Regions from separate parts of the Mus musculus genome. Here region 2 is linked to region 1. A link is a loop called in an ENCODE intact Hi-C map of the cell type or tissue named here. Cell type or tissue: left cerebral cortex. All regions are shown on one strand. Each heading gives the region's core, and the rest is flanking DNA. Links, peaks and the distances in the headings are about the cores only. Region 1 holds the start of 2810433D01Rik (RIKEN cDNA 2810433D01 gene). Region 2 holds the start of Hdac5 (histone deacetylase 5).

What was found. A loop is a pair of places that touch in the nucleus more often than their neighbours do. Peaks named below come from ENCODE experiments on the same cell type or tissue, not always from the same donor. Only the 100,000 strongest peaks of a DNase experiment are listed, where the experiment ranks them.
Region 2: a loop joins it to region 1, with 9 times the contacts of the local background. A loop is called at or near these places in 1 of 42 quality-filtered maps.

The regions. Positions count from the first base shown.
Region 1 is chr11:102,623,230-102,627,612 of GRCm38, forward strand. It overlaps 2810433D01Rik (RIKEN cDNA 2810433D01 gene), which reads right to left and starts at 1,187. Exons shown (of 4, transcript NR_033474.1): 1 at 1,049-1,187. In left cerebral cortex, for the core only: no CTCF peak of the experiment used is centred there; a DNase peak (open chromatin) is centred at 1,905.
Region 2 is chr11:102,227,237-102,231,619 of GRCm38, forward strand. Hdac5 (histone deacetylase 5) reads right to left here and starts at 2,936. Exons shown (of 27, transcript NM_010412.3): 1 at 2,769-2,936. Mir8101 (microRNA 8101) reads right to left here and starts at 2,914; the gene lies at 2,804-2,914. In left cerebral cortex, for the core only: a CTCF peak has its summit at 2,231; DNase peaks (open chromatin) are centred at 428, 762, 1,192, 2,275 and 1 more place; H3K4me3 peaks cover 3,295 bases; H3K27ac peaks cover 2,854 bases.

The sequences.
Region 1 (4,383 bases), core at 259-4,258:
CCATTAATCCCAGCACTTGGGAGGCAGAGGCAGGCAGATTTCTGAGTTCAAGGCCAGCCTGGTCTACAAAGTGAGTTCCAGGACAGCCAGGGCTACACAGAGAAACCCTGTCTCGAAAAAACAAAACAAAACAAAACAAAAAAAGTTGCTGTAGTCATGGTGTCTCTTCATAGCAATAAAACCCTAACTAGGACAGTAGGCAACAGGGAGCCTTCCCTGGTGAGTGTGTACTTGACTCATTTATGGAATGTGTGAGGAACAGGAACATAGACACACTTCTGAGCAGTCTCTCTCTCTCTCTCTCTCTCTCTCTCTCTCTCTCTCTCTCACACACACACACACTCATACCTATACTTTCATTAGTCCCTATGTGGTCCCCCAGTTCCCTAGATGGACCCTCACCATTGTCTACAGCTAGCATAACTTTGGGCGACAGGTACAGGGCGCACGCACAACTTCTTCTGGCCCTGGATCGAGAGGTGGAAAGAAGACAGGTCTATATTATCAATACAGTATACCTGTGTCCCCTTGGGACTCCTGTCCCTGGGTCCCCAAATGCACCTCACTGCTCCCCCTGCATCTTCACACCCCCTTTTTTGGGGTGAGGGAGGGAGTGTCAAACTCAGGCCCTCTGCTCAGTTAGGCAAGCACTTTACTCAACTGCATCCTGGGCCTCTTTCACCTTCTTGATAAGAACCTGTTTGTACAAGTTCCTGCCTGGCCACAGGGTCTGAGAAGACACAGCCGGATCTCTTTATTAAACATAAGGGCAGATGCTTATCTTTCCTCTCAGAACAGGCTGCTACCTCCTTCTGGGCCATGCCAGCCAAGGGCACTGCCTGGTGAGACAAATTAGGTAACACTGTGCAGACCCCTGATACCTACTGCTGAGAGAGCGTTCAGCACTGGAGGAGGGGAGAGGTGCGGGGGGGAGGGGCCGTGATCCGTGAGGATCAGAGGAGTCTCTTAAAGTTCCTTCTCTCTTCCCTTCTCCTTGCTCCCACCCCCAGCCAGCAGCCCCAGCCCCAGCCATCTCAGTGCCCCCTACCTCTGGAAAAGCTGAATTGGGATTCGATCCCCAGCCAGTTGCTGAGTTCCGGAGCAGCTGTCCCAGGCTTGGGGGGAGGGGGTCAGGAATGCTGGGGCTGAGGCCTGGGCCGCCCCAGACAGAGCCGGCTCTGAATTCTGGGAATGTTTGTGCAGCTGGAGCCCATTAGGGGAGGGAGCTGGGCGCTTATTAATCCCAGCCTTGTTCCCCGGGTGGGGCCAGGGCCCCCGCACACGAGTGAAGGGGGAGGGGGCTTTGTTGGGAGAGGTGGGCCCCAGCCCTCAGGCCCCGCGTGGTTGTGTCTCAGATAGGAGACTGGACATCTACACCTCCCATCTCAGAGTACTGATGTCTATAATCATAGAGCCAGGTGTGGGCAAATGTCAGAGGCCTCTGGGGGTAGGGGGGACGGGACGTGACCAGGTCTGACAGAAGAGCTTTTACTGGGAGAGGCAGGGGACATTACTGGTCCTGAGAGGGACTTTGTATATTCCTGGAGCACCCTCTCTTGCCTTTCAAGAGCTCTTTCTGGCTGGCATCCTGGGTAGTGGAGAAAGGGGGTATGGGGTTCATATCTCCACTGTTTGAAATGTGTTCACAAAGCAGCTCAGGAAAGAGACTGGAGGCAGGGTGTCTGCATACAGTCAAGAGGGTGACATCTCGCAAGAGCTCCAGGAACTGCTATCTACCGGGGCTCCAGCTGGAGGAGTACATTCGAGGATTGTGCAGTGTATGATCTGCTTGGCCATACATAGCACTCTTGGGTGTAGGCTGGGATAACAGGGGCCTGGGTTTGATTCTAAATTGGTAAGCTGTAAGTCAAAAAAATCCAGGCAAGGGTTCCATCTCTACTGGTTAGCTGTGAGACCACGTGTCTCTGATTCTCCCTTCCCCATATGCTAATTGGAATAGTCTGTCCTATGCATCTCGCTGTTTGGCTGGATTGCCAGGGCATGCTAGATAAGTCCTCCACCCCTGGCTTTATCCCCAGCCACGCTAAGCTTCTCGTTCATGCTTGTCGCCCGTTTATGCATCCATGCATGGAGCCATCTGTCAAGCTTAAATGACTGCACGCCAGTCTCTGGTCGCTGAGGACGCTGGGCATTAGGCAGCTCGTACGTGTTGGGTGTGGGCTGGGTCAGTTGCACACACAAATGAAGTATCAATGGGAAATGTGCTTGAGCCTGGTGCTAGGGAGTGTGCAGGGGGAGGCGTGCGTACATCAGCAGTCTCGGGACGATGCTTGGGAAGGCAGCAATGCAGGTCTTATGGGGCAGAGCTGAGGTCCCATTGTAGTTATGGCACCCAGTCAGCTCTGTCACATCTCCAGTGAGGGAGAACTGCAGGTGGTTTGTTAGTTCAGTTCAATTGCACTCCATGTATATGAGTCTTTGCAGGTTAGAAACTCATGCAAGTGTGTGTGTGTGTGTTTGTGTGTGTGTGTGTGTGTATGCACACCCATGTGTCTGCATGTTCTCTGTCTCCACTGGGAAGCCAGGAATGGGTAGAGGGCTGGCTGGGTCAGAGGCTATGATGTCTTTCTCTTCACATTAAGTATGTCTAGAAGAGATGGCATTTCTCTTCCAATGAAAAGCTTCTGTCTCCTATACAGATTAGATGATGTCCAAGGCAGGTCTTGGGCTTCCAGAATTATGTAGGCCTACTTTAAATCCCAGTTTTCTTTCTTTCTTTCTTTCTTTCTTTCTTTCTTTCTTTCTTTCTTTCTTTCTTTCTTTCCTTCTTTCTTTCTCTCTTTCTCTCTCTCTCTCTTCCTTCCTTCCTTCCTTCTTCCCTTCCATCCTCCTCCTCTCCCTCCTCCTCCTTCTTCTTTGAATTTTCATGATAGGGGTTCTCTGTGTCGCATCCATGGCTGTCCTGTAACTCTCTCTGTAGACCATGCTGACCTCGAACTCACTGAGATCTGCTTGCCTCCCAAGTGCTGGGATTAAAGGCATGCATTGCCACACCCGGAAACCCAGCTTTCTTTATTTTATTTTATTTATTTATTTATTTATTTTGGTTTTTTCGAGACAGGGTTTCTCTGTATAGCCCTGGCTGTCCTGGAACTCACTTTGTAGACCAGGCTGGCCTCGAACTCAGAAATGGCCTTCCTCTGCCTCCCAAGTGCTGGGATTAAAGGCGTGCGCCACCATGCCTGGCTCCCAGCTTTCTTTAACAAGCAGTTCTTATATTAATCCATTGCCCTTGTGATCTGGGATGCAAGTGTGGAAGACTCTTAGACAAGAAGTACTCAGCTGAGAGGCTGTGGGGAAGAGGACAGGTGGCATTTGGAGGCATAACTGGGGAAACCTCGGACAGAAGTCCCCATTCCTCATTCATCCCCAGGATTCCAATTCTTTCTGTCCCAGTGACAGCCAACCTTGGTGTTCCTGTCCCACTTCATGGAAAATTCTCTGATATTTTGAAGGGACCCTTTGGACACTGGAGACGTTTTGCACTACAAAGTCCCAAAGCAGGAAGGGGAGACAAGCCTCTGCAGCTGTGGCCGTGGTCAAAGTTTTAGGGCTCAGTGAGGAAGAGAGCTCTCTCCATGGCTGCCCAGGGCCCCTCACTAGCCTTCTCTCTCACGTGCTTCAGCCCCCCTCCTCCTCAACTCCCATGAGGGGTCGAGATTTCAGCTATGTAAGGCTAATCCTTCAAAGCTAACCGGTTCTCTAAAGACTGGTTTTGATGCCTTCCTCTCTGTTCCCCAAACACGGATGCTGGGGATTAGAGGCACTGACTAAATGATGTACTATAGAGAGAGGATCCTCTGTATTGTAGGGGAACAGAAAAATGACCCTTTTCTAGACACAGGTACCCCGGTGCCTGTCACTAGGGAGGACAGTGGACAGAGCATTGGACTGAGGGATTAGGTTTTCGCTCTCCAGTTTGCTGTGTGACATTGCGCAAAACACGACCTCTCTGGGCCTAGAAAATGGTAAGATGCTACCAGTTGAATCCTAAAACCCCTTTAAGCTCAAATATCCTAGACTTCCTGGCCTCTCATCCTGCTTTCTCTCTCTCAGAACCTCCCCCATGGCTGGCCTTCCTTTTGCCTCCATTTGGTCTCTCTTGAGGCAGGTGGTCCAGCCAGCTGTTTGGCCTGTGTGGTGATGAGGTTCCACTCACAGTGTGGGTGGTACTCGGTGTAATAGTGGGTTGGGACCCAAGGAGGAGCTGTTGGCTGGGGATGCCAGTTGGGATTTGGGGTACAGGTTGGGGGCTTGAGAGGATTCGGGCTGTCCTCCTGACCAAGGTAAGGGCCTGTTAGGTAAGTGTGTGAGGGAGAGGAAGAGATGTCATGGTGCAGGCTGCGGTAGGTCTGTCTCCCT
Region 2 (4,383 bases), core at 318-4,317, 400 kb before region 1:
CCCCTCTAGATCTACCATGCTTCCCACTGCCAACATACCAATGGAGCCTGAGAGAGGCAAGCCCAAGTTTTGAGCTCCTAGCCCAGGGTCACTCTCAGGTCAGGGGCTACTCCCCAGATCATAGAGAACAAGGACTAGCAGTTTGTACCAAATCCTATGCATCCAAGATGGGCTTCGCTAGCCGCAACACTCACTGCCTGGCAAAGCTCAAAGCCCAGACATCCCATCGGAAGGCAGCAGCAGTTTCTCATCTCCACCCCTCCCAGCTACAGCCATAGCAGGCGACTGTTCCCAGCCTCCTCTTGGAGCCTCCACTGCCTTGTGCCTCCCTCCAAGCTGAACCAACATAAGTCCAGGAGGATAGAAGCTGTGCGGGCCCCAAACTAGGGAAAGGGGGAAGACAACAGGGGAGGGGGGAAAAAGGCACCAGGCTGACAAATTCATTTTTGCAACCGGCCCATTTCTGTCTGCTCAGACGCAGCTCCAGGCATCTGCACAAGCCAGATGGAGGAGGCTGCTATTTCTAGAAAAAAAAAAAAAAGAGGGGGGAGGGAGGAGGTGGAGACAGAGGGCATTAGACAGGGTCTGTTTGCCCTCAAACTTCAGTGTGATGATACCCCCTCCCCAGCACTACCAGGCAGGCTCTCATTCAAGAAAGGGCTGAGGTTGGGGCTGGGGTGAGGTGGGTAGGGGAAAAGAAAGGGAGAGAAAGTTTAATTAGCCAAAGTCAGCTACAATAGGCCCCCTCACTGGCTGCATCGGGTTTTCATTCATGAGCAAGAGACAATGCTCCAAAGCGCCAAGAATTGCCCCCCCCCACTGTCTCTTTCTCACACACACCCCCCAACAGGGGTGAGTCCTCTAGCAGGCTGGCTGAGCCCGATGCTGTGTTCCAGACATCCCTCCTCGGAGGGACGTGAGTAGGAAGAATTAATTATTGAAGAGCAGCTGGTTCTTCGGCACTGACTGCATTACCCCCAGCTCCTAAGGCTGCCCCCCCTCCTCCGCCATACAAAAACAACAATGACCCCCATTCCCAAGTCCCGTGTCTAAGCACACAGCTAAGCTACCAGCCCCAAGAAACGGAAAGCAAAGCTCTTATCTCTGCAGCTACTTGGGGTGGGTGGTGCATGTGACACTGTTACCCCCCCCCCTCACTCCAGATTACACCATCCTTGGGGGATGCACCGAGGAAGAGGGCGAACATTTTCTACACGTGCCACCTGGGACCTGTCTCTCCTGGCAGTAGTGTGTCAGGAGGTGCCGGGAGCCTGCGCCTTTAATTTGGGCTCCCAGTCTTTAACAAGATCTAGTCCAGATCCAAGTCTAAGAGGAAAGAGAGAAAAGGGAAGACTTCAGAAGGAAGAGGCAGACCAAGTTCTCCTCAAGCTTTGTTGTTTAGGAAGGGAAAGAGAAGGGAAGACTGGAATGAGGAGCCCACAACATGGTTCATCCGTAGCCCATCTCCACAGCCAGCATGGGCTCTTGGGTCCCAGTGTGGAGGGCATAAGAGCCTGGGAGACCCTCCCTGCCTGCAACCTTAGGACCTAAGTGGAGGGCCAACAGGTTCCAATGTAAGGATTAGCCAGAGGTCTTCTGGCCCAAACCAATCTCCCATCCCTGCCTCCTTTTGTTCCTAGGATCTAACTCTATCTTCCCCTCCCACTGATCCCTAAACCCCTCTCTCCATTCCCATTCCCAAGATCCAAAGCTAATTCCAGGACCCAGAAGCATAGTGGTCACTACCAGAGTGATGGGTACACACACACACTACACACACTACACACACACACACCACACACACCCCAAAAGCAACTGCAGCTGCTATCCTTCCTCTTCAGGGACAAAGCTCATCTCAGAAGGCCAAACGCAGGGACATGAAGTGGTCACCTTCTCCCCGAAATGAAACACACTCCCCGCGCCCCCCCCCAGCTCTTAGATTAATTACTTATCGTCCAGCCAGTTCTCATCTTCCTGAGGGCCCCAGGGATGGGTGGGGAGGGGGGAAGCCGACTCCCCCAAGTTAACAAGGCACTATTAGAACCTCTGCCCCATGAGAAACAAACCCAAGATGAAAACTGGGCGCGGGAGTGGGGTGGGGAGATCTGCCCTAGCCAAGAAAGATCACCAATTCATCTCCCAGCTCTTTCCCGAGCTCCAGGGTGTCAGACAGAAGAGGGTGGTAATAAACGCAGTAACGCCTCACAGGCGAGGGGGTGAATAGCACAGACAAGTAAGATGGGCCCCGCAGTCCTCTTCCACCTGCAGGGACGTCAAGGACATAAAATCAAGGGTATGTTCTTCGCCACTTGGAGAAGCACTGTGGGTGGGCTGCGCCCCTCACCTCAGAGTAACAAGAAAGGGGTGTCTAGTGAAGAGAGGGTCTGCCCAGAATGCGGGTTGCAAGGCTCAAATCGCAGTTGCAACGGATTATGAGCCGCCGGGGAGGAGACAAATCAGACATCCCCGGCCGGTCTGCGGGACATTTGGGGGCGCGGGGTGCGGGGTGCGGGAAAATCGGCCCCTCCCTTACCTGCAGAGAAGGAGCCCTGCAAGGGAGGGATGAGGAGGGGCGCGCGCGGCGAGCCAAAGGCGACACTCCCCGGGCCCAGCGACGCTCCCTGGGGGTGCGGGCTGGCTCGGCGCGCGCGCCGGGAGGAAGGACAGGGTCGCGGGGAGCCCGCGGGCAGCGACGGCGGGAGGACGGGACGCTGCGGGGCGTCCCGGGGCCGTGGGAGGTGGGGTCCTGGCGGGTGCGGCGCGCTCACCCGCTGCGGCTCGAGCTCCGGCTTCGCGGGCGGCGGCGGCAGCAGCGGCGGCAACAGCAGCGGCAGCGCCTCCTCGACGGCTCCTCCATCTTTGCGGCGGCTCCTCCGGCTCCGCTCGCCGCCGCCACCAACAACAACATTCGGAGACGTCACTCTCGTCACGTGACCCGACCCCGAGCTAAAAATAGGCTCAGACCCCCCCTTTTTCGGGCTTCAACCGAGAACCCTCCCCTCCCATTCGGCCCTCCCCTCAGATGGGCGGGACCAATAGCGCCACCGTGACAGCTTCTTAAAGGGCCAATGCCCAGCCCAAGGTTAGGCTGGGGTGGAGGTGGCAGAGAAGGGATCCCGATCTCTTCGCCAAGTAATGAACTGAGTAGAACCCGGACCCCGGCTGCTGCAGGGGCTGGATGTGTGGGATTTACGATTTTGTTCTCTGTGCTTTTTCGACTTCCTTTTCAAACGGCGGATGGTGCAATCTTTGCCCGCCTGAGCTGTTCCCTAACACGCCCTTCCCTCGTTAGGGGGAGGGTAGAGGGGGGTGGAATCCTAGGGGCTGCCTTGGAAGTGGAAGCCCCTGCAGGCGCGTCAAAGCTGAAAGATTAGCTTGGACAAGTCTCTAACCCACCGTGCTAATATGGCACAGCGCTGCATCTTGTTAAAAGAAACTCCTTGGAGAAAGCCAGCATAGGTTGTAACTGTCCCTGGCCTTCAAAGGAACAGACCAAGAACCTAAAAGTCCGCTGGTCCCCAACTTTGATACCACACATACTACTACCACGTCAGTGGAACTGAACATGACTGTATCATTAAACCTACATTGTTTTGTCAATGACCTAGCAATTTTCCTAGCAAAAAATGTATTCTAAGAAAATATTGTGCTCCAAAATGAGTATAGGAAGAGATTGTTTGTTATATGAGATGTCAGAAACAACCTAAATAAATATCCATCAGGTAGGTATCTGCAAATAAACTAGGAGACATCTATTTAGTAAGTTATCATACAGATGCTCAAAATTATACATATGTGGGGGGTGTAAAAGCGGCTTTTGGGGCGTTTGACAGGAATCTGACATTGGTCAAGGACAAGAAAATGAGATTCAGGCAGGAATCTGACATTGGGCCATGACAAGGGAGTAAGTTCAGGTAGGAATCTAATTTTAGGGTGGAACAAAGAAGTAGATTTCAGGCAAGAATGTGATTTTGGGCTAGGACAGGGAAGTAGGCTCAGGTATCTTGGTCATCCTGACAAGCTCTTAGACTTTGTTTATTGCCTTGACATACGGCTTTAATCCCAGCACTTGGGAGGCAGAGGCAGGCAGATCTCTGAGTTTAAGACCAGCCTGGTCTACAGAGTGAGTTCCAGGACAGCCATACTGAGAAACCCTGTCTGGAAAAAACAAACAAACAAACAAAACAAAATATCCATTAGTTCCAATACTTTATACAAACGTTCATGAGTCTGACTCTGTATGCCTGAAAAATCTAGGTTATATAAACCAAACGTTTTCTTTCTTTTTTCTTTTCTTCTCCTTCTCCTTCTTCCTTCTTTTCTTCTTCTCCTCTCCTTCTTCCTCCTCCTCCTCCCTCCTCTTCTTCCTCTTCCTTCTCCTCC